Linked DNA regions of Homo sapiens: region 1 is linked to region 2. A link is a contact called in ENCODE Hi-C or POLR2A ChIA-PET data. All regions are on one chromosome and are shown on one strand. Each heading gives the region's core, a stretch centred on a gene start or an enhancer-like site at or near the end of the contact. The rest is flanking DNA. Distances are from core to core; before and after follow the strand shown. Region 1 overlaps LINC01599 (long intergenic non-protein coding RNA 1599). Region 2 holds the start of DMAC2L (distal membrane arm assembly component 2 like).

Region 1 (6,758 bases), core at 3,290-5,789, 270 kb after region 2:
GCGTGAGCCACCACACCCAGCCAAAAAAATTTTTTTAACTGAGAAAAATATATGCTCATTGTAAAAAAAGCATAAAACTGCAAGAAAGAGATAATTTTTAAAAGCCACCTGTAGTCCAGAAATAATCACTGTTTTTTGGTATATTTCCAAACTTTCTTCTTTGCATGCATATACATATATAAATAGTTATGGGCTCACACCGTCCATGTTGCTTTGTTACTCTATTTCATGTAATACTAAATCATGAAAATTTTTCATGTCAATAAATACATTTAAACGATATTAAGTGCCTAAATATTCCTTTGTAGAGTTGTATTATTATTTATTTAATGAGTTGCCTATTATTGGAGATTAATGTTGTTTATAATTTTTTAAAAAAATTTTATTAGAGATGGAGTCTTGCTATGTTGACCAGGCTGGTCTCAAACTCCTGGCCTCAAGCAATCCTCTCATCTCTGCCTCCCAAAGTGCTGGGATTACAGGTGTGAGCCACCACGCCCAGTCTGTTTATAATTTTTGGTGATTATTCTTTTTTTTTTTTTGAGACGGAGTCTCGCTCTGTCACCCAGGCTGGAGTGCAGTGGCCCGATCTCGGCTCACTTCAAGCTCCGCCTCCCAGGTTCACACCATTCTCCTGCCTCAGCCTCCTGAGTAGCTGGGACTACAGGCGCCTGCCACCACACCCGGCTACTTTTTTGTATTTTTAGTAGAGACGGGGTTTCACCGTGTTAGCCAGGATGGTCTCGATCTCCTGACCTCGTGATCTGCCTGCCTCGGCCTCCCAAAGTGCTGGGATTACAGGCATGAGCCACCGAGCCTAGCCTAGGTGATTTTCTTAATTATTTCCTTAGGATATGTTCCAAAGAATTTAATTGCTAGGTCAAAGCTTATGACCTTTTAAAGGATTGTGATAGTGTGTCAGTCAGGATAGGCTAAATATTGTAACAGACATAGCCAACATCTCAGTGGCTTAACACAATAAAGATGTATTTCTCTTTTATGTCACAGTTCAACACAAGTCATTGGTTGGGAGTAGAGGGCACTCTGCATGGTCGTCTGGAACCAGGGTTTGCCTACATGATGGGTCTCCATTTGCCACCGGCCTTGGACGTCTCCACTGGATGCTCTGATTTCACCTGATAAGTAAAGGGAGAGAGACAGAGCATGGAGAATTACACAGGTAGTTTTAGGGTCAGGCCTGGCAGTGACTCACATCGCTTCCTCTGCCCACCTTCCAATTGTCCAGAACTCAGTCACATGACTGCTCCTAACTGCAAGGGAGGCTGGAAAGTGTAGTCTTCCTGAGTGTCCAGGAGGAAAACAAGAGTGTAATGGACCCAGAATAAGCATAGTCTCTGCCTCAAACATTACCAAGTGGCCAATCAGCAATGTTTTTCCAGTTATTTATTTATTTTATTTATTTTGAGACAGAGTCTAATTCTGTTGCCCAGGCTGGAGTGCAGTGGTGTGACCTCAGTTCACTGCAACCTCTGCCTCCCAGGTTCAAGCGATTCTCTAGCCTAAGCCTCCCGAGTAGCTGGGATTGCAGGTGCACTCCACCACACCCAGCTAATTTTTGTATTTTTAGTAGAGATGGGGTTTCGCCACGTTAGGCAAGCTGGTCTTGAACTCCTGGCCTCAACTGATTCCCCACCTCAGTTTTTCCAGTTTATATTCTCAACAGCAGGGTATGCGGATTCCTATTTTCCTATTCCCTCAATAATTAAGGGGATGATGCTCTTTCTGTTGTTTTTTATAGATCTGCATGGAACAATGCTGCTTCTCTGCATGACTAGAGTTTGTTTTCTCTTTGAAGATAATCTCACTAGGATCAAGACCATACCTGCTGGAGAGTCAGGACTCTGGATTTCTGATTGTTTTCAGGACAGCTACCCTCATCCTAGGCTGATCTGAGTTTCTGGGTCTTTCTCTGCCTGTTCTTTCCTCTCCCCTTCCCTTCCCTGCTGCAGAAAGTGTTTTATGTGGGTGTCAGCAACATCAGGACCTTTCAAGCCCCTTGCCCCAGTATCATCCCTGAATGCAAAACTCACTCAGAGGCCTGGGGAAGAGATTCGAACTCTGCTTTTCCTCTGCCACCTCAGGTGTGTTCCAGCTTACAAGACACTTTCACAGAAAAAAAGTTCAGGGAATGGAATTGGAAGGCAAAAATAGCTGCTCGATGCTGACTTGGCACATTTGACTTTGACCAAATCATCCAGCGCCTCGTCCTTAGTACTCTGGTTTCCACAGAATAATCCTCATGCAGTGAGTAGTGGAAGTCAGGAGGAATAAACTGCCTAGATGTCATGAAGGGAAAACAATGCACAATAGACTTGTGCAGAATCTATTCCTGTCCGTTTCCCTGTGAATCCAGATTGCTGAACACTGGCCGATGTCTGAGCTGTGGTTTCCCCCTGGATTTGAAATTTAGTTACTAGAAGACAATGCTTTTGAATGGCTTCTTGGCCATGACTTTCACAGGGCCTGCTGGCTGTTGCCTGATGATTGTCTGATAGGCCTAGCCCCTTGGCAAAGCAATGTTTCATTTGCAAAACTACGCTTGTCCGGTGCCTCCTGGGAACTGAAAGCCTGGCATCAGCAGAGGAACGCAAATTGGGCAAATCACGGATCTCCCAGGCGTGCGTTGCTTGGGGGCCATGGTACACAGCACTGCTAAAAGTCTAGGACAATCTATGTGTTTTAGGAGCAAACCAGTGCCTTGCACTTCTAAGCTGTATCCTTTGCTCCCTCCCTGAGAGGCAGCCGTGTGCTCTGGGCTTCCTAGGTAAGTGACTCACACCAACTATAAGCCTGGCTTATGACCTAGAAAAGGAAACAGGAAGTGGCTTAGAGACATAAAGAGCACAGCCCAGAAGGGGCTGCTGTGGAATTCTCCTCAGATGAGACGGAGTCCAGTGGGCAGAGGGGCAACTTAGCATCCTCTCTTTCCCCATGTTACCACGATGCTCTTGGCAGGGACCATTTGATGGGGATTCGGATGTCTTCCTGGGGTGGTGAGCAGGGGTGAGGGAGGGGGAACTGCTGCTGGGTCAGTAGCTCCTCTCCAGAGTGAGCCCATCTGTGGAATGCCATGCCCCTTCTCTATCCCATCTTTGCAAGTGGGCTTGGGTTCTTGGGATGAGTTCTTCAGGCCTTATAAATGCAAACTGTGCAGAGGTGCCTCCAACAAGAAAAACCAGTCTCTGGCAGGGCCCCTAAGGGCAGGATTCTGGAGAGGCCGCCCTGTCCTCAGTTTGGCCCTGGGACATTCTGGCCGAAAGTAGGATGGCTGCGGCAGAGGGAGGAGAGGGGCCTCCCTGTTGATGGAGGCCACCATGTAGGGCTTCACTATGCTTCCCTTTCTGGCTCTCCCAGGGAGGAAGGGTGGCTGGCAGCTGGCGGCAGGGCTTGTGAAGGCTTAGCCCTGGGCCTGGTCCTGCTTCTCTTAGAGGTGGCTGGTTGTGCAATGGCATCCTGGCTGCTCCTCTTGGAGCCCTGTGACCACAGTTCCAGGCTCCACCCCCATTTCTCACCGCCGGTGGTGAGAAATGGAATTTTTTTGTTTTGTGTTTTTATGCTGTTCCCGTAACACCCAGCACCAGTCCCCAAGGATGAGTGCTGAAGATCCATAGCCATGGCAGGGCAGGGCCTAGGTACTGAAGGAAGATCCCACTCAGAGTTCAGTTCCACCCACTGCAAAACGCCCTCCGAGGACCCTCACTAGACCAGTTCCTCCAAGTGCGGTCCGCAGGCTGCCATCAGCGGGATCACGGGGTGAGGAAGGGGCTGTTTAAAACACGGGTTCTTGGCCCCATCTGCAGACCCCCAGAATCTAACCCTCTCAGGGAGAGTCCTGGAAATCTGTGTATCTAGAAGCACTTTCTTCCCCAGGCTGGCCAGCTCAGAAATGTCTAAAAACTTTTCTCGATACCAATCCTGGTCTCATTTATTATCCTTCTCATGAAAATGATTTGCTTCCTTTCAGCCTTGTATGACCTCTGAAAATATGACCTGAAGCAGATGGATGCACTCACATAAGAAACATCACCTGTGGCCTTCATCGGTAAGCATGGATTGCTGTTTTCACTCAGGGGCTTTGAAGGAAGACACCTTTGATCATTGGGCTGCCTCTACTTTTCGCTGAGTTGTCACTATTAAATGCCCTTCCCTGGCTTTGCCTTCTCTCTTCTCCACCAGAAAATGGGCCTGCTGCTTGAAGAAGTTGGGCTCTTGGAGTTCTCTAGCACAGGGGCCATGAAAATCAATGACTTCCTTGTTTGCTGACGGAGCAGAGGTAGAATCTCTTGGTGTTTCCACGGAGAAAACACTGACCATGAAGAGCCAAGAAAGATGACATGATGAAGCCATCAGGGGAAGCACCAAACATCCTCAACTCTGCTCACCCATGGTTTTCTCCCGCCCTCCCAGAGCTCCTCCTGCGTGAGTAATGCAGTGTGTGCTGGTGCAGTGTCTCACTGAAAAAAGAAAGAAACCCTGATTTGCAGCATTGGCCAATTTCTGTAGTGTAAATACTCCCACCATAGCAGATTTCAGGTTACCAAGGGTTTCACAACTGGTTCACAAGTCTTGACTGTAATGACCAGCTCATGCAACTCCAGCATCTCATCATCTCCGCCCTGTCCCAGAAAATCCCCACATCACACCCAGGCTGAATATCACTTTCAGCTTCTCAGTCAGAAGGAGAAGTGGTTAACTATGCCAGGATGGTAATGACTAAATATCAGAATGGTGAGTGTGGAGGGTCAGGATGTCTGCCAAATTGGAGATGACTCTTCACTTCTCAATCTTGGTGTCTCATCTGGGGAAGCTGGAGGGAGACATGCACAGCTTCTCATGAACAGTCCTGGAAGCCCTTACCCCAAGGCCTCATGGGGCTCTCTCCAGGGCTTGCTCTTTGTCACTCCTTTAAAAGCCTGTCATTCATTGCCAGAGAACAGAAGACTCCATCCTAAGGCCAAGTTGAAAACGGCAGGCTTGGGAGCTGTCTAGACTCTGGGTCCTGGCTTTTGTCTTGGCTGGTGTCAAAATGGACTCTTTAAAAACTGTCCTCAGGAAGATTCCCCATCCAACTCTGAACAGCCTGGACTGATCTTTTTCTGATTTTTAGGGGTCTTGTGAACAAGAGTCAGGTGGGCGGGCAGCTCTTGTAAAGCTGAACATAACCAAATTTGTCCATAGCCTGTGACAGCAAAGATCACAAAATTCTTCCCTCCCCTTTAGGGCCTGGGAGTGACGCCGAACCAAGGGGAGGATAGTGACCTATTTTATCTCCCAAACATTGGGCAGCCAGTTGCATTTGCAGATTTAAAATCCACCCACACTACTGCAGTTTCTGTTCTCCTGCCCCCCCGAGCATACTTCTGGCTGGAGCTGGTTTTGTAAAGTGGAGTTGGCTGTGGGTGTGGGAGTCCTCCTCGGAGAGCCTGGTCTGACAGCCCCAGTCAACAGCCCTCCCATGGGCATTTGGGCTGCTCCAGTCCCGGCAGGTGCACAGCTCAGGGGAATCTGGTTTTGTCTTGGTCTCAGCCAGGGAAGTCTAGTTAAAGAAAGAAAAGGTTGGCCGGGTGCAGAGGCTCACACCTGTAATCCCAGCACTTTGGGAGGCTGAGATGGGCAGATCACGAGGTCAGGAGTTTGAGACCAGCATGGCCAACATGGTGAAACCCCGTCTCTACTAAAAATACAAAAATTAGCTGGGCGTGGTGGCAGATGCCTGTAATCCCAGCTACTTGGGAGGCTGAGGCAGGAGAATTGCTTGAAACCAGAAGGTGGAGGTTGCAGTGAGCCGAGATCGCGCCACTGCACTCCAGCCTGGGCAACAAGAACAAAACTCTGTCTCAAAAAAAAAAAAAAAAAAAAAAAGGTCTCGGTGGAAATGGCCTTGAATCTGGGGTCTCTCTCATATTCTAATCACTCAATCACTTAACAAATACTTATTGAGGGCCTACTAGGTGCCACACATTGGAAGACAGTGGAGGGTGAAGCAGAGTCTGCCCTCAGGGAGCTTACAGTTTAGATTACAGGCAAGACAGCCCTTACACACATAATTCCAGATGAGTCAATAATGACCAGGGTGCAGAGGCTTTGAAGCAGAAGCATAAGGTGCAATGGGAGCATAAAACAGGGAAGCCTAATGCAGACTGAGGGGCCTGAGGAGGGTTCCTTGAGAAAGTGAGGTTGAAGCTGAGAACCTGAGGAGTGGTTTTCACGCAGTGCAATTGAAGGTTGAAAGGGAAGATCCTCCAATGCACAAAGAATTCATGCTTCAGAAACATTCTCTTCCTGAGGATACATTTGGGAATTTAGGTAGAAATTAACTGTCTTGCCTTCATATACAGTGTAGTGGAGACCACTGTAGGTCTCCAACTTTTTGTCTTTTCTTAATAACAAGTCCCCAGTTTTTGCTAGGTACATAGCTACCCAGAGAAAAGATTATGTGGCCACCTTACTATGTTCTGGCCAATGAGATGTCAGCAGAGGTAATATGCGGGGCCTCTGAGAAGGCCCTTTCCTGCTACCTGGTACCTGGCTGGAGGCTGAAAAGCCATTAGGGACGAGACATGCTAAGGTTGGAGGGTCAGCGTATTACATGGAGCCTCCTTCCCTGATGGCCTTGGGCTGCCATACCAGCCCTGGATTGCCTAATTCCCGACTTCTTTTGTAAAAGGGAGAAATAAGGGTCAATTTTTAAAAAAGCATCTATTACTTTGACATTTTCTGTCACACACAGCCAAATA
Region 2 (6,916 bases), core at 417-2,916:
ATAAAAGTTACATACTGTATAATTACAATAATTACATTTATGTAACATTCTTGATATAACAAAATTTTAGAAACAGAGAATAGATTGGGTGGGGCTGCAAAGGTAAGTTGTGGTTATAAAAGGGCAACTGGAGGGACCCTTGTGGTGATGGACCTGGGCTGTACCTTGACTGTGGTGGTGGATACAAGAATCTACACACCTGATAACCATATAGAACTAAATATACACAGAGAACACTAATACAAAATGAGGAATCTGAATGAGATCAATGGATTGTGTGAATGTCAATTACCTGGTTGTGATATGGTACTAGTTTTGCAAGATGCTACCACTGGGAAGACTGGGTAAAGGGTACACAGAATCTCTATTCTTACAATTGCATGGAAATCCACAATTACCTCACAAAGTTGAATAACCATCTCTTTTTTTCATCTGTGATGGAACAAGCAGGCAATATTCTACATTGTTTTAACAAATAAAGCAAACTATGTACCACTGTTCTGGTGGTAAAACCCTTTAACCATAATAAATGTCATCACGTAGCAAATGCTTCACTGTGCTAAACACCTGCTGACCTTATCTCGTGTAATCCGCTCAACGGCCCTAAGACTAGGGAGACACTGCTATCATTCCTAGTTCACTGAGGAGGGTCTGAGGCAAAGAGGTGAAGTGATTTCCTGGAGCTACCTGACCAAAGACTGGAACCAAGATTCTTAGAGGCACACGAAGTCCTTCTGGTAATAAATCTGTATAATTCTATTTGTTATGTTCAGCTGTCCTAACCCTAAAAATTAAAAACTGCCATCAAGCATACAGAATGAGTGTTAGCAACACCGGCACAGTGACAATTTTAAAGAGTTAGAAGGTCCTTTAGAGATTACACAGCCCATCGCCCTCATTTTTACATAAAGGGAATCAGGTGAAGTGACCTGCACAGGTGAGTCGCTGCTCAGAGACCGCACAGCACATTTAAAACTGTATCTCGGTTCAGTACTCAAGAAAAGGACACAGACTTATAAATGGTGGCAAAAACCGAGCTGTCTGGTTCTTCCGGTACCCAGTGCCGGGTCGAGTACAGAGCAGGCGCTCCATATTTACAAGACGAATCAATGACTGAATGAATAGCACCGCCAGGAGCCCCATAAAAGAAGTCCAGAAGACTGCGGGCTGTCAGTCTTCGCTGTGACAAAGAGCCTCCGTGAGGAGCGAGGATTAGGGCCGGACAGGGAGCGCCCTTCTAGTGGACGCTCGACTGGGCTGGGGCCGGGATGGAGACGGTGGGTGCCCAGGCCCTCCGTCTACCGCGGGCCGCGTGCGGGGCCGAGCGAGGACCCGGCTGGAGCTGGAGCGGGGGCGGGGCGGGGGCGGGGCCGAGGGCGAGCCGGAAGAAAGAAGCCGCAGGGCCCGCCCAAACAAGAATTTTCACCGTAATCCCGCCCAGAGTTTCTCCCACGGCCCCATGTCCGCATGGCGGTGAAGGTCGAAGACGCGCGACCCAAAGGGCCAGGTTTTCAGTCAGCCCAGCGTTGGCGACGGGCGAGGGCAGAACACAACCACCACCCTAGTCCCGCCCGGCTCGGGGCCTAGCTTCTCTACTCACAGCGTCGGAGGGAGGGAGGGAGGGAGCGAGCCAGCGTCCCCGCGTCTGCGGCACCCTGGCCGGCCCTTCGCCCTCCGACGCGCGCGCCTATTGGCCACCGCAGCCTCTCCCACATGGGGCGAAGGCGCGCCACTTCATTGGCCCCCGCGTGAGGGGCGGGGCTAAAGAGCGCGGGTCCTCGGCCGTGGAGGGTCAAGTGGCTTCTTCTGAGCGCTGAGGGAGGGGAGCGTGCGTAGGGGATGGTGCCAGCGCTGCGTTATTTGGTTGGTGCCTGCGGACGGGCCCGCGGGCTTTTCGCCGGTGGCTCCCCTGGGGCGTGCGGGTTCGCGTCTGGGAGGCCAAGACCGCTGTGTGGAGGTAGCCGCAGCGCCAGCACCAGGTGAGTGGCCGCTGGTCCTCCCCGCCGCCTGCGCTGCTGCCCCTCGCGGAGGCACCTGGTGGTGGACCTGTGCCCCTGTTCGTATTTCCCTGTCCCGGGGTGAGAGCAGGTTGGGGTCCTGTGGCACTCCAACCTCGGATCCCAGGAGCTACCAACCTGCAGGTTCATTCGTTGTATTTACGGGCCGGAGGAAAGGCAGTGTATAGAGTAGAGGTCGGGAGTAGCTCTGGCTTTGAACAACCCGTCCACTTTCTGTTGAACTCTGGGCTAGTTACTTAACCTCCTTAAAGGCTCAGTTGTGAATTGGACCTTAGTCTCTCCTGTAGGTGGTCATTTGAAGGATAAAAGGACCTAGCACACAGTATAAGCAATCAAATATGCTCTTTATAAGCTGGAGTCTTTGGCGTTGCTTGGAAGATCTGAATACAGTCTTAAATCAGTTCCTGGCACACCCCGCATAGTGTTGCCCCCGTCGGAGGCAGCTCTTATGCTAATGAAAGCCCGCAGAATTCAGTGTCCTGTGATTTATAGTTTGGACGTCACATTCGAAACCATTGTCTTTCTCTGTCCTCTGTAGAAGAAACAGTTTGTGTGAAGGCTGTAAGGCTTGGAGAGGTTTTGGCTATTTTGACGACTAGAAGGTGGGCCATATGAGTGTGACTGAAGTTTAGTGGAAGACATATGGTGTGGAATGACCCAGAAGGACTACATCACAGCAAGGTTTTTAGTTTATTTTAACCACACGTTGACTTTTATTCTAAGAGCCACGGGAAGCTATTTAAAAGGGTTTTAAGAAGAGGCTACGCTTTAGGAGGCCGAGGCGGGCGGATCGCCTGAGGTCAGAAGTTGGAGACCAGCCTAACCAACATGGTGAAACCCCGTCTCTACTAAAAATACAAAAAAATTAGCCTGGCGTGGTGGTGGGCGCCTGTAATCCCAACTACTCCGGAGCCTTAGGAGAATCGCTTGAACCTGGGAGGCGGAGATTGCAGTAAGCTGAGATCGCACCATTGCACTCCAGCCTGGGCGACAGAGCAAGACTCTGTCTCGCAAAAAAAAAAAAAAAAAAAAAAAGAAAAGAAAAGAAAAAAAGAAGAGGCTAATAATTAAATGTTGATGTTCTAAAAGTTGACTCTGGCTGCTGCGTGTTGGTGGATAGGGGGAGTAGAGTGGGATACCAGTAATAGCGATTGTGATTTGTTATGGGGCATGTGGACAGTTCTTTTGGGAAGCTTTTCTTAAGGAAAGAAAAGTAGGGCTAGTGAAAGTTTTGTTTATACTTAAAATGTTTTTTTAAAAAATTTTTGGAGTCAGGGTCTCACTGTGTTGCCAAGGCTGGAGTGCAGTGGCACAATCATAGCTCACTGCAGCCTCCACCCTCCTGGGCTCAAGCGATCCTCCCTCCTCAGCCCCCCTCCCCAATGCTTCCTGTCCTCCAGGAGCTGGGACCACAGGCAGCTAATTATTTTCCTATTTTTTTGTAGAGACGTTGCCCAGGGTGGTCTCGAACCCCTGGCCTCAAGTGAACCTCCCTCTTCAGCCACCCAAAGTGCTGAGATTACAGGTGTGAGCCACCGTGCCTGGCCTATACTTTTATTTTGAAGTAATTATAGATCCATTGGAAATTGCAAAAATAGTACAGGCCAAGCGTGGTGACTCAGGCCTGTAATCCCAGTGCTTTGGGAGGCTGAGGCAGGAGGATCACTTGAGCCCAGAAGTTTGAGACCAGCCTGGGCAAAATATAAGATCCCTTCTCTACAAAATAAAAAATAAAAATAAATAAACAGTACAAAGAGATCCCATGTACCCTTCACCCCATTTACCCCAATGAAAACATCTTATATAACTATAGTACAATATCAAAACTAGGAAATTGATATTGGCAAAATCCACGGACATTGTTCAGCTTTCATCAGTTTTACATATATTCGTGTGTGTGTGTGTGTTTAGTTCTATGCAGTTTAATCATATGTATTAATTTGTGTAACTACCACCTCAATTAAGATATGAAAATGTGGCCAGGCATGCTGGCTCATGCCTATAATCTCAGCACTTTGGGAGGCCGAGGTGGGAGGATAGGTTGAGCCTCAGAGTTGGAGACCAGCCTGGGCAACAAAGGGAGACGGCAAAACCCCTGCTCTACAAAAAAATTAAAAAATAATTAGCCAGGTGTGGTGGCTTGCTCCTGTAGTCCCAGCCACTTGTGGGGCTGAGGCAGGAGGATCGCTTGAGCCCAGGAGGTTGAAGGTGTGGTGACCTGTGATTACACCGCCGCGCTGAAGCCTGGACAACAGAGCAAGACTCTCTTAAAAAAAAAAAAAAGGGTGGTATAAAAATATTCTATTGCCACAAGGTTATCTGTTGTGTTACCTATCTCTTTATATTCACACCTTCCTCTCCATTCTTCCTAACTCTTGGCAACTGTGAATCTAAATTTTTTTTTTTTTTTAACACGAAGTCTCGCTTTGTCACCCAGGCTGGAGTACAGTGGCATGATCTTGGCTCACTGCAACCTCTGTCTCCTAGGTTGAAGGGATTCTCCTGCCTCAGCCTCCTGAGTAGCTGGGATTACAGGCATGTGCCACCACGCCCAGCTGATTTTGTATTTTGAGTAGAGATAGGGTTTCACCGTGTTGGCCAGGCTGGTCTCAAACTCCTGACCTCAGGTGATCCACCCGCCTCAGCCTCCCAAAGTATTGGGATTACAGGCATGAGCCACTGCACCCGGCCTGAAATTTTTTATATCACCAAATATTCAGTATAAAACTTTTAGAAAAAGGACAAGATCTTTGGACATAGAGATGACATCAAAAGCATGATCTCTAAAAGAAAAAAATTGACAAAATGGACTTCATCAAAATGAAAAACTTTTGCTCTGCAAAAGACTGTTAAGAGAATGAAAAAACTACCAAGACGTGGGAAAAAAATACCAGCAACTGCATATCTCCCAAAGGACTAATACACAAAATACATAAAGAACTCTCAAAACAAGCCTTTGGAGATTGGCTTTTTTTCACACAGCATACTATCCTTAAGATCCATGCAAGGCGTCGCCTGTATTGATAGCAGGTTTTTCAAAATTGTTGAATAGAATTCCATGGTATGGATACATCACAATTTGTTTAACCGTTTACCATGGGTTGAAGAACATCCAAGCTGCTTCCAGTTTTTGGCTATTACGAATAAAGCTACTATGAACATTCATGTTCAGGTTTTTGTATGAACATAAGTTTCATTTCTCTGGAATAAATGCCCAAGACTGCAGTTACTGAGTCATGTAGTAAGTCCATGTTTAGTTTCTTTTTAAGAAACTGCCATACTCTTTTCCAGAGTGGCTGTACTATTTTACATTCCCACCAGCTATGTGTGAGTAATCCAGTTTCCCTTCATTCTCACCAGCATTTGGGGTGATCACTTTTTAAATTTTAGCCATTCTGATAGAGACGTAGTGATATCTCATTGTGGTTTTTATTTACATTTCTCTGATGCAATGATGTTTGAACAATGCATTGACTAATGGTGTTGAACATCTTTTCATGTGCTTCTTTGCCATCTGTGTATCTGTCCTCTTTGATGAAATATTTGTTCATATCTTTTGCCCACTTTTTTTTTTTTTTTTTTTCTGAGATGGAGTTTCGCCTTGTTGCCCAGGCTGGAGCGCAGTGGCGCGGTCTCGGCTCACCGCAGAGGCCTCCTGGGTTCAAGCAATTCTCCTGCCTCAGCCTCCCGAGTAGCTGGGATTACAGGCATGCGCCACCATGCCCAGCCAATTTTGTCTTTTTAGTAGAGATGGGGTTTCTCCATGTTGGCATGGCTGGTCTCAAACTCCTGACGTCAGGTGATCCGCCCGCCTTGGCCTCCCAAAGTGCTGGGATTAAAGGCGTGAGCCATCGCACCCGGCCTGCCTACGTTCTAAATGGCTTGTTTTGAGAGTTCTTTTATGTATGAGTCCTTTGGGAGATATGCAGTTACTAGTATTTTTTTCCAATTTCTTAGTTTTTTTATCCTCTTAACAGAGTCTTTTTGCAGAGCAAAAGTTTTATGTTTTGATGAAGTCCATTTTATCAGTTTTTTTTCTTTTATGGATCATGTTTTTGATGTCAACTCTAAGTCCCAAGATTTTGTCCTATTTTTTCCTAAAAGTTTTAAAGTGAATATTAGGTGATGTAAAAAATTTTGTGTTAGTTTTTTTAACTATAATGGTAGTGTGTGTTTTTAGAGATGCCTTTTAGAAATAACATTGAAATATTTACAGATGAAATAATGTGGTGTTTAAGATTTGCATCAAAATAATATAATACAGGAGGGGATGAAATAGAGTATAGAAGAAGCAAGATTTGCTGTGAGTTGATAATTAGTGAAGCTGGGTGATGTATATGTGGGGCTTCATTGAACTATTTTGTCTAACTTTGTGTAGGTATGAACTTTTCCATAAAAAGCTTAAGAAAATTATCTGTTAAACCATTCATTGGTGTTAACTTGAGATTAAGTGAGTTGTAGAGAAAGATGTCTCTTTCAGCCTCCGTGGTTAGCTTGGCCTGCAACTGTCCTCCAGCATTCATCTATGACTATTGTTCTGTTCACCTGTCTCCATAGTGGATGCTTGGAGATTTGTGCTTTTGTTTGTGAAACATATTTCAATGATTTTGTGTCACTGGATAAAACAGTGATTCTTCAGATTTGAGAAGAGGGAGTGAAGGGTGGCACATGTAGTTGGAAAAAGCATATTCAGTATGATAGTTTTATGTTTGAAAATAAGAAGGGTTTATTGATAGTTGTAGTATAATCTGCAAAGACAATATCTTGGCTGGGAATCTGTACCAAGGTAATAATTCTAAGTGGAAGGTCTACCTCCCCAAAAGCTTTTGTGTTATAATTATCAAAAGGCAGCAAGGGGCCAGGCGCAGTGGCTCACGCCTGTATTCCCAGCATTTTGG

The links. A loop is a pair of places that touch in the nucleus more often than their neighbours do. ChIA-PET counts read pairs that join two places held with the same protein, here RNA polymerase II (POLR2A). Pooled maps may share reads with other maps.
Region 1: a pooled map shows a loop between it and region 2 (9-fold over the local background). The contact joins the enhancer-like site here to the promoter of DMAC2L in region 2. A Hi-C loop is called at or near these places in 1 of 37 single-sample maps with no recorded cell type and 10 of 50 pooled maps. POLR2A ChIA-PET finds 5 or more read pairs at or near these places in 3 of 52 experiments (AG04450, HCT116 and activated naive CD4-positive, alpha-beta T cell).

The regions. Positions count from the first base shown.
Region 1 is chr14:50,036,697-50,043,454 of GRCh38, reverse strand. LINC01599 (long intergenic non-protein coding RNA 1599) reads left to right here. Exons shown (of 9, transcript NR_131171.1): 5 at 3,986-4,063; 6 at 4,198-4,440. Among named protein-coding and RNA genes, the nearest start is that of LINC01588, 33 kb to the right of the region's middle. RefSeq lists an enhancer at 4,801-4,850 and silencers at 4,710-5,004, 5,441-5,530. Within about 2 kb of position 4,539, at least 16 of the 41 ENCODE cell types and tissues checked have a DNase peak (open chromatin) inside an H3K27ac peak, as active enhancers do.
Region 2 is chr14:50,307,074-50,313,989 of GRCh38, reverse strand. DMAC2L (distal membrane arm assembly component 2 like) reads right to left here and starts at 1,666. Exons shown (of 6, transcript NM_001382507.1): 1 at 1,601-1,666. It overlaps L2HGDH (L-2-hydroxyglutarate dehydrogenase), which reads left to right and starts at 1,761. Exons shown (of 10, transcript NM_024884.3): 1 at 1,761-1,979. The coding sequence starts at 1,840. RefSeq lists silencers at 1,282-1,511, 1,572-1,701.